2 separate regions of the Homo sapiens genome follow, and region 1 is linked to region 2. Evidence: read pairs that join two places in POLR2A ChIA-PET (ENCODE). Cell type or tissue: Panc1. All regions are shown on one strand.

Region 1 (2,500 bases), 200 kb after region 2:
TGGTGGCAGGCGCCTGTAGTCCCAGCTACTGAGGAGGCTGAGGCACGAGAATCACTTGAACCTGGGAGGCAGAGATTGCAGTGAGCTGAAATCACACCACTGCACTCCAGCCTGGGTGACAGACACTGTCTCAAAAAAAAAAAAAAAAAAAGGCCGGGTGCAGTGGCTCACGCCTGTAATCCCAACACTTTGGGAGGCCAAGGCAGGCAGATCACGAGGTCAGGAGATCAAGACCATCCTGGCTAACACAATGAAACTCCATCTCTACTAAAAATACAAAGAATTAGCTGGGCGTGGTGGCAGGTGCCTGTAGTCCCAGCTACTCAGGAGGCTGAGGCAGGAGAATCGCTTGAACACGAGAGGCAGAGGTTGCAGTGAGCCCAGATAGCGTCACTGCACTCCAGCTTAGGAGACAGAGCAAGACTGTCTCAAAAAAAAAAAAAAAAAAAAAATCATGAAACAATTAAGTCCCATTCTCCTGGTGTGATGACCAAAATGGCGTGTGACAGGCTGGAGTGGGGCACGCATGGTGTCCAGGAGAGAGCAAGGTGGAGGAGATAAGGGTGTGAGAATGGGTGAGAGGCATGTCACGGGGCTCGCGGGAGACGAGGCCAGGAAGGACAGGCAGAGTAAGGCCCACGTTTGTGACCGGGTGTTGCGGCCGGGCAAGAGGGAGCAGGGAGTACACGGTGCAGGGCTGGGCGGATGCTGCAGGCGAGGCCAGCGTCTGAGTAGAAATGCCCGGACAGAATGGAAGCATGGCCTGAGGAATGAGGGCGTCAGCGCTGGTCAAGAGGGGGGGCCAGGAGGAGGGAACCACAGGAGGGAACCTCGGCCCTTCCTCAGTTTCCCGGCTCCCTCCAGGCTTAGCCTGGTCCTCCCGCGCCGGGAGGAGAGGCTGGGAGCCCACAGCAGGCGCACACCAGCCTCCGTGCGCACAGCCGCAGGCTAGCGGCCCCCAATCAGCACACAAGGAAAACGAGAACCGGGTGTGGTGAAGCGTCACCGCTCGGCCCGAGCACGTTTTGTCTCCCTTGTGTCTTCGTGGCCCAAGCGACAGGGCCCTGTCTGTGTAATTTTTGACAAGATTAAAAAGGGTAATACTAAGTAGGTCAGGCCGCAAACGGAGAACGCTGAGAGTAATAACGCTCTCGCGGCCAATCTCGATCACGCCTCTCCACAGAGCCTTTGGGGAAGGGCTCGCGTACCTGGGGTTTCTCTTTGGAGCATCCCTGGTAAGGAGACAAGCGCTGGGGGTGGGGAGTAGCAGCTCAGAGAATGAGGAGCCCCGGGCTCCTTCCTGGTCGCTCCCTCCACCCAGCCCCGCCCCTGACCCAACCCTGATGCCCCAGGATCTTCCACAGGAGGAGCTGGTGAGTGCCACGAACCCAGGAGCCACCGGCAGTTATAGGACTTATCAATGCCCCATGTAACCGGTGGGCATGACCAGCCTGATTCTGCAGATGAGGAAAAAAGGCAGGGAGAGGTCAAGTAACAGCTCAGGATCACACAGCGAGTAACTGCAGATCTGAGATGAAAGCACGAGCAGGTCTTGGCCTCGAAGCCTGGGTCATAGCCACTCCTCATTAAAAATCTTTCCTTTAGCAGGGCCCGTGGTTTACTCCTGTAATCCCGGCAAATTGGGAGGCCAAGGAAGGAGGATCACTTGAGCCCAGGAATTCAAGACCAGCCTAGGCAACAAAGTGTTGCCTGTCTCTATGAAAAAAATAATGGCTGGGCACGGTGGCTCACGCCTATAATCCCAGCACTTGGGGAGGCCGATAGGGGTGGATCATAAGGTCAGGAGTTCGAGATCAGCCTGGCCAATATGGTGAAACCCCATCTCTACTAAAAATACAAAAATTAGCTGGGTGTGGTGATGTGCGCCTGTAGTCCCGGCTACTTGGGAGGCTGAGACAGGAGAATCACTTGAACTTGGGAGGTGGAGCTTGCAGTGAGCCGAGATGATGCCACTGCACTCCAGCCTGGGCAACAGAGCGAGACTCCATCTCAAAAAAAAAAAGAAAGAAAGAAAAAACAAGGCCAGGGCGCAGTAAGCCACACTTGTAATTCCAGCACTGTGGGAGGCTGAGGCAGGAGAATGGCGCGAACCTGGGAGGTGGAGCTTGCAGTGAACCGAGATCGCGCCACTGCACTCCAGCCTCGGCAACAGAGCGAGACTCCATCTCAAAAAAAAAAAAAAAAAAAAAAAAGGCCAAAGCCAGCCAACTTCCAGTCCCCCCGGCTGAGAGTGAGGGGAACAGCTCATTTCTGTAGCTGTCTTGGAGGATCAGGGCAGGGGGTGTGACTAAATTGGAAAAGGGAAGGTCAAATCCAGCTTTGCCTCTCTGTTCCCAAATATCCCCTCCACCATCCAGTGAGCGCTTCCTAAGTGTCGATGTGCAATTTCTCACCGGACTCTCCCAGGAGCCCGCTGAGGGGTCAGCACTACCAAATCCTCTGTTTTAGATGAGGAAACTGAGGGCCGGGCACGGTGGCT
Region 2 (2,500 bases):
CCCAGGCTGGTCTCAAACAACTGGACTCAATCCACCCAGCTTGGCCTCCCAAAGTACTGGGATTACAGGCATGAGGCACTGCACCCGGCCTGGGTTTTTGTTTTTGTTTTTCTAATTTAGAGATGGGGTCTTGCTCTGTCACCCAGGCTGGAGTGCAGTGGTATGATCATAGCTCACTGTAGCCTCCACCTCCTGGGCTCAAGTGATCCTCCCGCCTCAGCCTGCACAGTAGCTGGACTTACAGGCGCACCACTACACTCAGCTGATCTTTTTTTTTTTTTTTTTTTTGAGATGCTGTCTCCATCTGTCGCCCAGGCTGGAGTGAGTGGCGCGATCTCAGCGCACTGCAACCTCTGCCTCTGAGGCTCAAGCAGTTCTCCTGCCTCAGCCTCCCAAGTAGCTGCGATTTCAGGCACCTGCCACCATGCCTGGCTAATTTTTTTTAAATATATTTTTAGTAGAGACAGGGTTTCACCATGTTGGCCAGGCTGGTCTCAAACTCCTGACCTTGTGATCTGCTCCCCTCCTACCCCACGGACAATCCCTGGCCTCAGACCCTTCCCCATCTGTTTTCCAGGCCCAACCGCTTGCTTATCCTCCACGGCTTCCTGGACGAAAACGTGCACTTTTTCCACACAAACTTCCTCGTCTCCCAACTGATCCGAGCAGGGAAACCTTACCAGCTCCAGGTGGGTGGCTGTTGGGGGCTTCGGCCCCTCCGCGAGCCGACAGATCCCTGGGAGTGGGGGGTGGGACGAGGCGGGGTGGCTTCCCACTGTGACCAGGGGCTCCCTGGGGGATCTGGGGCTCCCAGCCCCCCACCCCACAGCCCTGTGTCCCCGCCCTCCCAGCTCCCAGGGCCATTGATGTATCAGTCCTGTCTTGACAGCTCAGGGTTCCGCCTGCCTTCGGTGCTGGAAGCACGGGATCGGGGGCTGCCACACCCACCCCTGCTCCGGGCCTAATGGAGGGAGGAACCCTTACCGAAATTGCCCCGCAGACGGGCTTTATTTGAAACTGAGAAATTGCGTAGAAGAAACCGCTGAGTGCTGAAGGCCCTAGCAGGCTCCTTCCTAAGGCGCTGGGGCCAAGCATTCCCTGAGGAGGCAGCAGTGAAGGGTGCTAGAGTGAGTGGAGCCAGCCAGGCTTGGGGGACCGAGCGGGAGGAGAGTGGGGGAGTGGGTGGAGCCTTGGCAGCAACGTGGGGCTCAGTCTAGGTGGGCGGGGCTTCTGCGCTAAGGGGTGGGCATGGTTATGGGCGGGGCCTCAATGGCGAGGAGGGTGGGACTTCTGCAGAGGGACGGGGCTTCAGTGTTACGGTGGGTGGGGCTTCCGCAGTAAATGGTTGGCCTCGGTGTGGGGAAGGGCCTCGGTAGTGGAGAGGGTGGGGCTCGGTGTGGGAGCAGCGCCTCAGCGGTGAGGAGGGTGGGGCTTCTGCTGTAGAGGAGGGGGGGCCCTCAGTAAGCAGGGTGGAGCTTCTGCTATAGAGGGGTGGGGCCTCAGCGGGGGCGGGGCTTCGGCTGGATTTTCAACTGAGGGTGGTGGGAGGTGACTCGGGCTTGTGAGCAGAGCATAGAGTTGGGCGGCTTGCCATTTGACCCACATTTCTCTGGCTGCTTTGTGGATGGCCTGTGGGGGACAGTGGGACGTGGTCCATAGTTGTACCGGCGGGAGATTCAGGAGGTATCTTGGAGGCAAGAGGGCCAGGTTTTATTACCTGTGGACTGCAGACAATTTCTGCTTCCTGGGCGCCTCGGCATGCTCTGTCCTGTGGGGAGCGTCCTGTTGCCTTTCAACAGAGCAGGGAAATGGGGCCGCAGAGCAGGAGGGAGGCAGAGCCACCTTGTGCGGTGATGAGCTGATCTCTTGGCGGTGCCCCCCACCGACACCCCACATCCCAAGCAGCCCAGGGAGTGATATCAGGCAGGGCTGGAATGGAACTTCAGATGTCTCTTCCCAGCCTGAGACCCGAGCCCACTGCCTTCCCAGGGGCCAGGTAGCTGGGACAGCATTCACCCTTGCACCTCGTTTCTCCGTCTTTGAAACGGTCATGATAACTCGGCCTCCTTGAAGGCTGCTGGGGCCAAACAAGGTCTTCAGAAAAGCATTCAGGCCGGGCGTGGTGGCTCACGCCTGTAACCCCAGCACTTTGGGAGGCTGAGGCGGGTGGATCACTTGAGGCCAGGAGTTTGAGACCAGCCTGGCTAACATGGCAAAGCTCCGTCTCTACTAAAAATACAAAAATTAGCCGAGTGTGGTGGCACACGCCTGTAGTCCCAGCTACTCGGGAGGCTGAGGCAGGAGAATCGCTTGAACCTGGGAGGCGGAGGTTCCAGTGAACCGAGATTGTGCCACTGCACTCCAGCCTGGGCGGCAGAGGGAGACTCCGTCTCAAAAGAAAAAAAAAAAAGAAAAGAAAGAAAAAAGAAAAGCATTCAGCACACAGGGTGGGCCCAGGGTCCTGTCTCACTGCCTCCCCACAGGAAGTAGAACGTGAGAT

Evidence for each region. Peaks named below come from ENCODE experiments on the same cell type or tissue, not always from the same donor. Only the 100,000 strongest peaks of a DNase experiment are listed, where the experiment ranks them.
Region 1: POLR2A ChIA-PET joins it to region 2 with 10 read pairs; 3 of 35 experiments call an interaction of 5 or more read pairs at or near these places.

The regions. Positions count from the first base shown.
Region 1 is chr19:4,481,740-4,484,239 of GRCh38, reverse strand. All of the region lies in intron 3 of HDGFL2 (HDGF like 2), which reads right to left. Among named protein-coding and RNA genes, the nearest start is that of HDGFL2, 11 kb to the right of the region's middle. In Panc1, no CTCF peak of the experiment used is centred here; no DNase peak of the experiment used is centred here.
Region 2 is chr19:4,678,024-4,680,523 of GRCh38, reverse strand. DPP9 (dipeptidyl peptidase 9) reads left to right here. Exons shown (of 22, transcript NM_139159.5): 21 at 578-689. It overlaps DPP9-AS1 (DPP9 antisense RNA 1), which reads right to left and starts at 1,242. Exons shown (of 3, transcript NR_164163.1): 1 at 985-1,242. RefSeq lists an enhancer at 434-935. In Panc1, no CTCF peak of the experiment used is centred here; no DNase peak of the experiment used is centred here.